Linked DNA regions of Homo sapiens: region 2 is linked to region 1. A link is a contact called in ENCODE Hi-C data. All regions are on one chromosome and are shown on one strand. The core of a region is the stretch at or near the end of the contact, and the rest is flanking DNA. Distances in the headings are between cores, read along the strand shown. Region 1 holds the start of SLC46A3 (solute carrier family 46 member 3). Region 2 overlaps MTUS2 (microtubule associated scaffold protein 2).

The links. A loop is a pair of places that touch in the nucleus more often than their neighbours do. Pooled maps may share reads with other maps.
Region 2: a pooled map shows a loop between it and region 1 (7-fold over the local background). The contact joins the enhancer-like site here to the promoter of SLC46A3 in region 1. A Hi-C loop is called at or near these places in 6 of 50 pooled maps.

Annotation. Positions count from the first base shown.
Region 1 is chr13:28,713,540-28,720,647 of GRCh38, forward strand. It overlaps SLC46A3 (solute carrier family 46 member 3), which reads right to left and starts at 5,431. Exons shown (of 6, transcript NM_181785.4): 1 at 4,957-5,431; 2 at 4,271-4,483; 3 at 1-11. The coding sequence starts at 4,459.
Region 2 is chr13:29,436,133-29,443,122 of GRCh38, forward strand. It overlaps MTUS2 (microtubule associated scaffold protein 2), which reads left to right. Exons shown (of 16, transcript NM_001033602.4): 9 at 3,851-3,917. Among named protein-coding and RNA genes, the nearest start is that of MTUS2-AS1, 48 kb to the right of the region's middle. Within about 2 kb of position 2,764, at least 3 of the 41 ENCODE cell types and tissues checked have a DNase peak (open chromatin) inside an H3K27ac peak, as active enhancers do.

The sequences.
Region 1 (7,108 bases), core at 4,181-6,680:
TTCTGAACTTCCTGCAAAGAAATATAAAGAAGACAATGTGTTTACAGTAGTTAACACAACGTGTATAAAAATATCATGGTGCATATGCTTTTTTCCCTGTGGCCAGTAGGTTATGGGTGGGGAATCTCTGGTGGATGGGCGGGACTAATAGAGCTTACATTTTCATCCAGTTTATAAAGCAATGCAGACTGAGTATCCCTTATCTGAAATGCTTGAGACCAGAAGTATTTCCGATTTTGGATTTTTTCAGACTTTGGGATATTTGCATGTATATAATGAGATACCTTGTGGATGGGACTCACATTTAAACACAAAATTCATTTATGTTTCATATATACCTCATACATACAGCCTGAAGGTAATTTTATACAATATTTTAAACAAATTTGTGCATAAAACAGTTGCCATTGAGTACTTGTGTGTGGAATTTTACACTTGTGGTAAAGTGTGGTGATCAAAAAGTTTCAGATTTTGGTCGGGCGTGGTGGCTCATGCCTGTAATCCTCATATTTTGGGAGGCTGAGGCAGGAGGATCACTTGAGGTCAGGAGTTTGAGACCAGCTTGGCCAACATGGTAAAACTCTGTCTCTACCAAAAAATACAAAAAAAAAAAAAAAAAACCTTTATTTAGGGAGAGCTTGGCTGTTGCCCTTATTTTTTTTTTTTACCTATGTCTTCACAGATAGATTAGTGAGAAACATCTTCCTTTATTTACTAAATAAAAGAATTTAAAATAAGATAAAATTGAAAGAGGAGACTTACACTGTCTACAGATGGTAGCATACCGTGGCTGAGTGTGGTGGCTTACGCTTATAATCCCAGCACTGTGGGAGGCCGAGGTGGGAGCATCACTTGTGCCCAGGAATTTGAGACCAGCCTGGGCAACATAGCGAGACCCTGTCTCTAAAAATAAATTTAAAAAAACTAGGCCAGGCACGGTGGCTCACGCCTGTAATCCTAGCACTTTGGGGGGCCAAGGTGGGCGGATCACTTGAGGTCAGGAGTTTGAGACCAGCCTGGCCAACATGGCAAAACCCTGTCTCTACTAAAAATACAAAAATTAGCCAGGCGTGGTGGCGTACGCCTGTAGTCTCCGCTACTTGGGAGGCTGAGGCAGAAGAATTGCTTGAACCTGGGAGGCAGAGGTTGCAATGAGCTGAGATTGTGCCATTGCACTCCAGCCTGGGTGACACAGTGAGACTCCATCTCAAATAAATAAAAATAAAAAGTAAATAAAGGTGGTAGTATGTCATGACCTGAGGAGTAAGATAAACTCAACTTCCAAGGACCAAAATGACAATGACAGATGACATACACACACAGATTGGAAGATGTGTCAATCATTACACTAGTTACTTGATGGAAGAAATTTTGCATGATCTTAAAACATTTTTTGCTTGCCATTGCTCTGTATTTTCCAAAGTCAATATAAAAAGTGTGTGCCATTTGTATACTGGGAAATGCTAAGCTGATTTAAAAAACAGATGTAAACCGTTTTTAGTCATTGAATGAATCACTGAAGGCGATGGTGGTGCCTCCTGGGAAACAAAAATGTTCCTTTGTCCTAAGGAGCAAACAGAGAGTAGGCCACCACTCCAGCGTGGGTGGCAGGTGAGGGTAGGGGTGGTTTCTGGTTCCCAGAGGTCTAAGAGCACCAACTTTAAGGGAAGGGATCTAGAGTAGTAGGTTCTCTTGAATATTAATCCAATTAAGAAACAATAAATGAAAAAGTCAATTTGAAAATTCGGCAAAAATCTTTGACATGAGACCACTGCTGTGGGCAGTAGGGGGCTCTCAGCAGCTGGGCCAGGCTGGAGGTGGGCCAACACTTGCCCCCTGTATGGTTGCAGAAGCCACCAAGCTGGCTGGACCAAGGCCCGTCTTCCCTCAGTCCAAGAGGGCAAGAGCAGCAGACTTTCCCAGACATTCTTGTCCTCTCCTCCCTGGTCCCTCCCACTGCAACCAGGGGGCCTGCTCCTACAGGTCAGCCAAAAGAAAGCACAGAATCAAATACAGAAATTGATGAGCCTGTAAGAAGAAATTTGTTAAAGGATACAAAATTACAGCTAGACAGGAGGAATAAGTTCTGGTGTTCTGTAGCACCACAGGGTGACTACAGTTAACAGTAATATGTTATATAGTTTCAAATAGCAAGAAGGAGGGTATTGAATGTTCCCAACACAAAGAAATGAGAGATGTCTGAGTTGATGGATATGCTAATTAGCCTGATCTGATCACTATACATTGTATGTATCAAAACACCACTGTATACTCCATGAATATGTACAATGATTATCTGTCAATTAAAAAAATAAAATAAGACCGGGCACGGTGGCTCACGCCTGTAATCCCAACACTTTGAGAGGACCAGACAGGAGGCTCACTTGAGGCCACGAGTTCAAGGCCAGCCTGGGAAACAGAGGAAGACCCTGTCTCTACAAAAAAAAAAAAAAAAAATCAAAAATTAGCTGAGTGTAGTGGCACGTGCCTGTAGTCCCAGCTACTCAGGAGGCTGAGGTGAGAGGATCCCTTGAGCCTAGGAGTTCAAAGTTGCAGCGAGCTATTACCACGCCACTCCACTCCAGCGTGGGCAGCAGAATGAGACCCTGTCTCAAAAAGTACCATACATGCATAAATACATAATAAACAAAATAAAATAAAAAACACTTCAGGTGATTCCCATGTCCAGTCAAGGTTAAAAAACACTGTGTTAGAGGTTCCAGGATGGGATTCAAGTATGTATATTAACAAACGTCTCCAGAGCCGAAATCTGAAGAGCATCCCTGCTGTAGGACCCCAACTTTGAAACTAAGAGGATTTGTTAAACTCTATTCTGTTTATGTGTGTTTTTCTCAACCTAGAGAGACTCTGGGCTTCTCGGGTTCAGAGCCGTTTTGCTTATCCTTGTCACCACAGGATAATGTGTGATAAACATTTGTTTAATGCATGAATAAACACTTACAAAAAGAAACTGTGAGCCGATCGAAGCTTCTCACTCCCGGGAATGACCTAGGAGACATTCTTGAAGGGAGATAAGACCGCTGGGTGAGACTCAGGGCCCTTTTTTTTTATGACCTTACTCTACGCCAGAACCTTGATGTCTTCCAGGCTGCTCAGAAATAATCACTCCCAAGAAAACGTTTCCCATGGGAATGAGGAAATGAGTAAGATTAGGGATTGTGCCAAATTGCCTAACCTCACCCCAGCAAGGTTCCACCTGACACCTCGGGAAGTGCTAGAACCTTGCCTCTGGGGCGGTTTGCCATTTCCTCCTTCTCAGGCTCTTCTCCCAGTCACAGAGACTCACAGAGCCAGCAGGAGGTGACTCAATTCCTTTTAATTCATTTCATCTTTCACTGGGAAGGCAGCACCACTCCTTTACAATCACAAAATATCCCCCAGAAGAAGAGTTTAGAGTTTACAGGTGTGATTTGTTTTTGAGGCATTGTAGGAAAAAAAAAAAAATTTCCAAACCTGGATACTATCTCTTTGCATTTTGAAATGGTAGACTTTTGTCAAAAACTGCCCAAGGGACCAGGAGAATGGTGAAGTGCCTGCCTCCTGTTTTACACACAAAAAAACTGGGGAGATTGCTGGAGAGGGAGGAAGAAAGCCTCCTTAATATCTGGCTAAACATCTTTGGTGTCAACGGTGGGTACTCCCCACTCCAGATGTCCCCACACAGCTGCTCCTCAACACGTGAGAGCCAAGGCTGATTTGATACCACCACCAAATAATAAATGCTCCTCCACCCCACCCTGTGACAGACACTGGCTCACAATCTTCAGTGATGGGCCACTTTCTAGAGTCCCTGAAAGCTGGGACATGCAGAAACAGTAAAAGGATTGGGGAAGAATAGAGCAAGTGAGAGACAGAAACACCATGTTTCAGCCACCCCTGTCCACCAAGTAGCTCATTCCAGCCTGCCCTGCCCCAATTTTCAGACTTTTTTTTTTTTTTTTTTTTTTTTTAGGACAAAGCAAGGAGACAGCCACAGAAGAGATGACACTGTGGTGAAATTTTCCGAGAGAAAGGAGAAGAGCTAGTGTCACAGAGCAGGAGGGTGTTTTAAGAAGAAGAGGCAGATTTGAAAGGTGTCAGGAAACTTCAAATGAGGTGAGTTCCCAGTAAAGGCCATTAGGTTTGGGATTTAGGACTTTGATGGCCGCCCTAGAGAGACCAATGGATGATGAGTTCACGGTCCTCTTTAACTCAAAGCCCGGTATACATTCCCATTTTATTAAATACTATGGATATTGTAATTTCTTACCTCCTGGAATGCAAAAATTGGGCTGCTTTTGTTTTTTTCACACTCAGAAATATTGCTATCAGATGAAAAAGTGTAGTTGCCAGTTTCTTCCCATATTCTCCGATAAACATATTGCGTTGTCAGTGGACCGGTCAAAGTCATAGCAAATGCACTAAGGAAAATGGCAGGTTCTACAAATAAAATCTTCATATTGCCTGGGTAGGTAGCTGTATTCTATAAAAAGTGAAAACGGAGAAAGATCATCTGTCTCATCCCAGAGGCTAGATATTCAAAGATGGGTAAGTTTGAGCAATTTTGTGGAGTAAATGTTTAAACAAGCAAACTAGAGAACAGAAAAGGCAGTAAGCACTTTCTCAGAGAATAACTTTTACTTTGGAGTAGAGTACTCTGTAACAACCTGAGGCTGCCATGCTTTCCATTTTTATGAGTAGGACATTGTAGGACTCAAGCCGCCTTTGAGTCTTTGAAATCATAAACTGTCACCCATCTTGGTTAGCCAATGATCACAGTACAGTTCCCACACTGTATATTGCCAACTGATTTTTCGTAAGTTCAACAATGAGGTTCCTTTTGGGAAGCGACAGTTGCACAATTGTTATTGTTATTTTGCTGCGTATTAAAAACGGACAGGGAGGGGGCGTTTTAAAAAGCAGCTCCCAATCGAAAGGGCCTTATTTTTAACTCACCCCACGATTACAGTCTTCCTGCCAGGCTGGGTACAGGTCGGGCCGTGCCAGGGGCTGTCGCCTCGGATGCCCTGCGCTCGTGCGCGCCCGGGTTCAAGGGCAGCCTCTGGACTGGGGCAACAGAGGACGCGCCGGGGACAGTAACCTCGGACTACGCGGCCGGCGCTGGGGTGGGGAGAGTACTTTCCCGTCGAACTCGACCAAATTACGCTTGTCGGGGAGTCTCAAGCGTATTGTAAAGCAAACCTCGGCAAGCGCACTTCCGCGTCCCGAGTGACACCTGCAGGGTTCTCCGGCAGCCCTCGGCTTCCCCGCGGCCCTGCGGACCTCGGCCTCAGCGCGGCGCGGCGGGGCGCGGAGCAGCTGCTCCTTCTGCGCAGTGGACAATCGGCCAATCGGCGCCTCCGTCGGTCGGTCAGCGGCCCTGCCAGCGCTAGGCGATGACTCGGCCGCAGCCAGCTGAGCATCGCTGTCCGCCGAGGAGGCGGGGTCGGCTGCCGCGGCGCTGTCACTGTTCTACCCGGCTCTCCTGCGATTGGGCCCAGCGGTCGGTGCCCCAGCGGCGATTGGTCCACCCGGACGTCACTCTCCCCTGGAGAGTGGCTAGTGGATCGTGCACCCACCCTCGGAGGCCCGGAGTGGATCCCGCGCGACCGAGCAGCCACTCAGCACCGCTGTTGAGTGGTGGGCCGCGCCGCAGGCTCAACAGCTCTGGAGTTGCAAAGCATTTCTGAATCCGAATATCCTTTCTCATAGAAACACATAAAACAACAGTTGGAAAAGTAACATGTTTGGGCTGTAGCCCCCAGCAGGATCCCGGTCGGCCCGCAGAAGAGGGGAATGGGCGCAGGTGGAGGGCATAGGAAAGAGAGTGCTCAATGCAGAGTTAGCGGAGGGTTGGAATGTGGTCGCTGGCTTTTCCTGGGGAGGGGAGGGGGGACTTGGGCAAATCGTTAAATTTTCATGAACCTCCATGTCTTTATCTGCCACGTGGGGATGATAAGTCTTACAGGGTTGTCTAATTAAACACTCAGCATGTATACACAACACAGCCCCTGGACATAGGAGGAGTTGTCAGTGCTCTCCAACACACCCACCAGGAACAACTTGTAGTAAAAGAATTGAGCTACTACTTCTTGAAGCCAGGAGAAATGCATGCATGAGGAACCGTGGGGGCATCTCAGTAAGAAGGTGTTAGAATTTACTATGGGCTTGCGTTATGTGATTTTGGGAAGAGTTCAAGAAAGCAAGGCCTTACTCTGGATTGGTTGCTGTCAGGAAATGGCAGTAATTCTATGATTGGGTATCTTAATAAGTCTTATTTAGGAGTCAAGACTAGACAGAGGCTAAAGCCATGAATGATAAAGAAGCAACAGTCACACATATTTGTCATTTTTGTGGTTTAGACAGTGCCTAAATTTTGTCCGTGTTCAGACAAAATTATGACGTGGTCTTGTTTTTGTCTTGATCATGGTTACAGAATGCTCTTGTCTGACTTTGGTGTTCCGTGAAATTGTTTTCATTCGACAGAACACCATGGTCCAGAAAAGTTCTTAGCAACACCAAGGCCCAGCTGATAGTTCCAGCACCTGGATGTCAGAGCTGCTTTCTCTTCCTCAGCACTCCTTAAATGACAGTTGTGTCACTGAATGCAGAGTTAAACGTCTTAGGTTTGAGTCCTAACTGATACTTAGTAGCTGGTAACCTTGGACTTGCCACTTAATCTTACTTCCCAGCTTCTTCAAATCAGCATTTATGAAGCACTTGTTATGAGTTTCAAACAATGGAGCATGGATATTGGAAAGAAGATAAACAAACATGAGTAAGATACAGTTTGCAAGGAAGACATAATATTTTAAGTTGCAGTACTTTGTACTAAGTACTATATTATTCTAAACGGCACTTAGAAGATGTCCTTTTTTTTTTTTTTTTTTTTTGAGGTGGAGTCTCGCTCTGTCACCCAGGCCGGAGTGCAGTTGCAGGATCTTGGCTCACTGCAACCTCCGCCTCCCGGATTCAAGCAATGATCCTGCCTCAGCCTCCTGAGTAGCTGGGGTTACAAGTGTGCGCCACCATGGCCGGCTAATTTTTGTATTTTTAGTAGAGACAGGGTTTCACCATGTTGACCAGGATGATCTTGAACTCCTGACCT
Region 2 (6,990 bases), core at 1,514-4,013, 720 kb after region 1:
CTCCCAGTCAGACATGAAAAGCTTCATGGTAATAAGTGCTCAGATCCAGGCCGAGGCTCAGTGCAATTTGGATCTTGTTGTTGCATCTATCTAAGCATGGCTAGGAGGGGAAATCTTGGTGTGCTCGTGTTTGATGAAGAGTGTGGACGATGGGTGGAAACTCCTGCCTTTGCCATTTCCTGGTGGGTTGTGCAGGGGCCAGCCACTTCACCATAGAGTCCCAGTTTCCTCCTCCATAAAGGGAAATAAGACCCGGGATGCTCTGGACAGTGTCTGGAGGAGTAAATGACATAAAGGGCTTACCTAACATTGTGCCTGGACTACAGAGAGTGTTTGGTGGTGGACAGCATGAATCACCTGTAGTAATTAGTAAATAATACTTAGCCAGAACTTGCCAGAGTTAAGTTATTTTCCTTGACATTTGAGTCATCAGGTTTGTTGCTTATTTTGGCAGCCAACCCTTCCTTGAAAAGCCATCTAATGACTATAGTTTGGAACTGGCTGGTTTTAGAGCCTGAACTTGCAAAAGGGTGGATGGGGTCATTTTCATTGGGTCTTCGTGATCTGTTTTAATAGCCTCTGCTTCCCCAAATGGAGATGGTACAAGGTCTCTAATCTCACTTCTATCTCCTTTCCACTTCCTTGCCTCTCTCTCTCCCCATCCCCTTCCTTCCTTTCTTTTCTTGCTTTTTTTTTTTTTTTACATTCTCACTTGGTTTCCATCAATCTTATTTGTGTTTCTCCTAAAGCAACAGATGGACAGGGAAGGCCTGACCACAAAACATCAGCATTAGGTTTTCACCAAAGTGATACAAGTCTGAAGGTCTTCATCAGCAGTCTCCCTCATAGTCAGCGCCATACCGAAGAGGCCTGTCCCTCTCATAGGGCCTTCCAGCCACTCCTTCCCCACAGGCCTGATTCTTCTGTGGCTGGGAGTGTGGACTGATTTGTTATGATGTGAGAGATCCCTAGGGCATGACTCTGATAACGTCCAGCAGGGGCCATGACAGGGAGCTGGGGGAGATGTTGGCTTTCAGTTAGAAATTAGAGTTGATTTGTTGTTTTTGTTATTTTCTGATTGTTCACTGCCTGGCCCAGTCTAAGTCTTTGCAACTCTCATTACTCTGAGAGTGAACACTGTATAATGCTATTTCTGGACTGATAAGCATACTATTTCAATTCTCTGGCTGTGTTTAGATAATTATTTAGGAACGTGTTTAGGAATTAGAGAATATGAGTATTCAGAACTATTCTTGACAGTAAAAGCAAGTTGGTTTTTCCACTAGGTTAAGATTATTTCAGGGTCAGTACCAAAATTAGTGCTCTCCAAAATACCAAATTTGCTTAACCTACAGGAACACATTGATTGTCATCTGGTCATATTATACTGCTGTTAGAATGAGTATGTAATCCCTGTGATCGGTCTGATTAGAACATGTTCCCTGTTCTGGCTTCTCCAATCTCTGAACCACGTCAAAAATTAAGCAAAATCAGGGCAGACCAGGAAGGTGCTTACAAAAACAGAGCATAAGGCCAGGCACGGTGGCTCACACCTGTAATCCCAGTACTGTGGCAGCCACAGATTGGACAGATTGCTTAGGCCCAGGAATTTGTGACCATCCTGAGCAACATGGTGAAACCTCGTCTCTACTAAAAATACAGAAAATTAGCTGGGCATGGTGGCATGCACCTGTAGTCCCTGCTACTTGGGAGGCTGAGGTGTGAGGATACATTGAGCCTGGGAGGTAGAGGTTGCAGTGAGCCATGATTACACCACTGCATTCCAGGCTAGGTGACAGAGCGAGATCTTATCTCAAAAAAAAAAAAAAAAGTATAAGACTGATATGCAAATTCTAAATGCATTTAGATAATTAATATGGAAAAGCACCTATTATATATAGGGTGTTATCCAGTTGCAAATGAAATAAAAGGAAACAGAAATATAATAACAACTTACACTTGTATGAGCTTGCTAAATGCTGGACACTAACTACATCACATACATTAATTTAATCCTCATGACAACCCTGCACAGTGGGTGTAGCATTAGAGTAGGAATATTGAGATACAGAGTAGGATTATGCAATAAAATACATGCTCTCAGATGTAGTTGTTAACTCTGAAATTCAGGGAAAACAAGGATGCTATGGGCTGGGATGGAAGGAGAGAACTTCAGAAATGAGATGGGAGGTGTCCGTTGGGTCTGTCTTAGTGTCTTTGGGATGCTGTAACTAAATGTTATAAACTGGGTGGTTTATAAATAACAGAAATTTATTTCTCACAATTCTGCAGTCTGGGAAGCCCAAGATCTAGGCTCCAGCAGTTTCAGTGTCAGGTGCGGGCCACTTTCCCGTAAACATTAGTACCTTCTGGCTGTATCCTCACACGGAGGAAGGGGCAAGGCAGCTCCCTGGGATCCCTCTAATTTTATTCCTGAGGGCTCCACCCTCATGACCTGATCACTTCCCAGAAGCCCCACCTCCTAATATCATCAGCTTGGAGGTGAGGATTTCAACATGAATTTTAGGGGGATTTAGGGGGACACATACCTTCAGACTATAGCAGGGTCCATTTCCCTCAGGGACAGATCTATTGCTGCATTTTCTTAAGGAAACTATTAGCTAATAATTTTTGACTCCCACAATGAAAATAGCTCTCAGTGTATTATGAAATAGAGTTTTATTTTTGGCATGATGAATATTATGACACAGCTTAGCAAATGCCCTCTGGATAACCCGAGACCCTCCCACCAACCCAAAGCAGCACACTTGTTCCCTGCGTCTAAAAACAGCACACCAGAAACAATATTGTGAGAACTGTCTGGTCACATTCCACACACGTCCTTCAGAGGTGCTGAAACCAAAGGCAACGGTGGTTAAGGAAGAAAGAACATTCTCAAGGCCCCGATGATACTCATGCTAGGTATTCGGTCCACATTTTACTCAAAATTCCCTCCCCGGAAATCACTTTGCTTCGAGAGTCCATGCTACAGAATGACAGAGACTTTCTTTGAAGGCCTGTAGTTTTGGTATCTCAAACTTGAAGAGAATTTATATAGCACATCTTTTCTGGTAATTGTGAGTAATAAAATCATAATATGCTGTTTATAGTGACTCAATAACGCAGATTACAAATTCAGCACATCTTCAACTACTTCCCTACTTTATATCAGAGGATGTATTTGATTTGAAAACAACTTAGCAGTCATTTAGTTATACGGGGCATTTTTTGCACTAAATGGTATTTCAAGCCTGAGATTTCCTTTTTTCATCTATTGATGCTGACAGTGGAACAAAAAACTTGGAAACCTTAAATATTGTTGTTGGTGGTATTACAAAGAGAAATGTTTCATGCTAAGCCTTCTGCCCTGATCTTTATTATTGATTAAGTAGCTAATCATGTATGGACAAAAGGGTAAGTTTAAAAAACAGTTGGTAAAACAAGCATTTGGCCCTCAGAGAAATATGGCACAGACTTTTTTAATGGTCGGAAATCTCATAGTAGTGATAATAATAAACACTGTACAATAATATATGGCAATAGATTAATGGGTGGGACACAAATTTGCAAAGAATTAATGCAGGATGATATACAGGAGTGTAATCTAGACAAAAACACAACCACGGGTATTATTAATATTATGATGCAAGCTTTGCCATTTGAATGGGATACAAATGAATGAGTCAGACTTGACTTTGTAAGTTTTTACATGCTTATATAATGTGAAAATTATCTCCTTAAGGACTAGACTTATAAATATTTGCTTAATACGATTCATTAATTAATCATGTGAAAGTGCTTATCTAGCATAAAACTAGGGGACTCTCGGTATCCGTTTTTGTTTTTTCAGAATGAAAGTGCCCTTGTGAAAGAAAAAGAGCTGTCAATCGAACTTGCAAACATCAGGGATGAAGTTGGTAAGTAGGGCATTGACAATGAGGAGCATAAAGAATGTCTTTTCCTGATTCCTGTGAATGTGTACCAAAAGCAATTATGCCTCCTGTAATAAGCCAGTGCAAACCTGCCTAGATGAATGAAGTATCTCACCCAGCACAGTGGTGGGCTGCTGTAGCCTTAGCGGGGAACCATAATTTTCACGTCTCCGTTGTTATAAAGACAGCTTCCTAACAGTTCACAGTGGAACTCATCAGGTCTTGACTGTGCTATTTGCAGATGGCAGCTCATACATCAGTCTGCACTGATCTATCTGGGTCCCCTCTTATAAAACGAGGTGCTGTCTGCAAGATGCAGATGTTCCATGGCTTCCTGCCACTGTCTACCCTGTCGTGAAATACTCTGTGATCTAGAACAAGGTCAAAAGCACAAATCTGGTTGGATTAAAAATACGAGAGTTCATGTTGAAATTTCTAATATTTGGCTGATGAAACGGTTTGGTTCAGTCTGGACCACGGAGACCTTACAAATAAAATGATCCCCAAACCCTGGGGATGTGGCTTTCACCGTAGGTCAAGGACAGGACCAGGTATTTGCCATATTCTCATTGCTTGATCCCATCTTCCCTCTCGACCATCTGTTATTCTCTTTCCCCAGGAATCAGTCAGCAAAGCTGAAATACACATGGTCTGTTCCTATTGCCCGCTATTCTCTTTACCAGTGAGCACTCCTCCTCCATCTAGTGTGGTCCTGGGAGCAGCCCACCATGTGCAGGTGTGGCTTCCTCCGTGAGTGAAGGGATTGGAGCAATCCCAGGTGTCCTTGGCAAGTAGCCAGCCATGCGGATAGGCAGAAGGCTGAACTTCCCCAGGGACCACAGGCCCTCAGGTGTGCAGTGGACAGAATAGTGAGATCCAAGCATAGCTTTCCCCAACCCTTTGTATTCCTCTCTCCCTTTGTTAAAATGTTTTCTTTTTCTCCCCTGTGAGTTCTGTGACTTCTTTTAACATTAAAGTAGGTCTGCAATGGTCTCTTCTCCTCTCTAAGGACAGCAGATGCTTGTGGGGAAACAACAAATAACAGGCCCCTTCCCAGACTTGCTAGTGTGTGATCCGGAGCAGCAGGACCCTGCTACTGCTGCAGGGACACCTACACCCGGACACCCCTTCTCCCCCACCAGGAGAAGCCCAGGGGTTGACGCCAGATGTAGGCTTCTTCCAACAGTCGGCTAGGAAAGGCAGGGTGTGAGGAACCCTGGAAAGCTGAGGTCCATGGGAGCCATATGTGACCTGGCTGGAAAGAGGAGCGGGAGGGGAGAAAGTGGCCCCACTCCCCGCAGACGCTTGCTGGAGAAGTCTCATCCTTCCTCTTTGCCATTGTTGTTGTTTTTATGGAGATTGAGCCTAATTTCTATTTGTTGGGTATCACCCCAAGCAGCATTCACAGTGACAGCTGCAGTGATGACCTCATTGCCAAGGCCTCCATGATTGAAGCCTCTGTGTCCCCATCTGTTTCTTCACCAATGTGGCCACGCCTCATGATCCAGATGCCCACATCTGGCCTCAAAGACCCGTGTTGAGAGTGGCCCCCACTTTTTCCTGAAGGGAAGCTCCTGGTACACTCACTGGTGACCCTGCCCAATGCCAGGGACTGTTTCTGTTCTTCTCTAAGGAAGGACTCACCACCCTTCACCCGTGGAGCCATGGGTCCCATGTGATTGGCTGCCCTCCCGTGCATGCACACATTGTACATGTGTGCACACACACATGCACACATGGGAGCCATCCTCCTCGATGACTCCCATGGTTCCTTTAAAAGGACCTTCTGCCTCCTTCCCCACTGATGGAAACTACCTTATCAAAAAGGATTTTTTTTAATCAAAAAAATCCTCACCTGATGAACTGCAAAGACCCCCTTCTCCACTCACCGGCTTTAGGGCCTGTCCTCAGTTGGAGGTGACTCTGAGGCCTCTCCTCCTGAGCGAAGCTGCCAAAGAACAGGTTTCACCTCTGCTGACCTTCAGGTCAGTTCCCAGGGGATGTGGAGGTGGAGACAGCTGGGAGACCTTGCCTCATCCCCTTCTGGAATCTGCCCCTCCCCACCTTGTAGAGGTAGAGACCCTTGGAGATGGCCCCTGATGACACTGTGGGGGCAGCTCAGAGGCCTAGGGTAGAGGTTCCAAAATTCTCAATTCACAGCGACCACAGTGTCTCAGTAATTTTTTTTCACAGTATCAAGGCCAAATAAATACCTCCCAGCTCTATTTAGAAAGGAGGTAAGTCTAAGCCACTTAAGTGTGTATGTTCTAACAACTTTGTGGCCGTTTGAAAAACTGAACATAAATGGAAAGAAAACAATATATTTTTGTTTTATTCTTAAGGAACCACAATGACTTGCTTGTGATTGGGCCCCACACAACGTCTCAGACCTTGGCATCTGATTGGATAAGGCTATCCTTGCATCTTGTTTCACACTGATTTTCACTGCATACTTTTTATCACAGCAGCAGCCAAAACCTCAGCTTTGCAAAGATATGATATCATGAAAGGGGATGAAGTGTGAGCTAGTGATGAGCTAATGTCAAAACTCTGAATCCCCCAAACCAGCACAGGGAGGCAGCATTGGTGTGTTTCCCTCGGAAGTATTGATAGAAGAAACCCTGCAGTGCCCTGTGATTTGCTGCAGTGGCCCAGGGTGCCTCAGCACACAGTTTGCAAACCACAGGCTTGAGGACACTTCCCTGCCCTCAGTGGCCGAGAGACTTGAGCATGAGGAAGGTTGGGTCTTCAGAGACTCAGGAACTGAAAGATGCTTATGAGTTATAGTTCAGCTAGAACAATGTGCAGTGTTACCCCCTGTAATTTATAGCTCCTGCTGCCTTTCCTCCTCTTTTAGCAAGATATGTTGGTCTTAGTTAAGATAGAAAAGCATTGAATTATATGAGGGCTGTCAAGTCTGTAGCCCTGAAATGCTATAAGCCAATCCCAGAGTATGCTTCTCTATGAAATAGATGAGTTTCTAGGGGGTTCCAAGGCTTGGCAGTTCTGAGCATGGGCTTTAGGTTCAGGTGGGGCGAGCTGGTAGACCTCTCTGTCC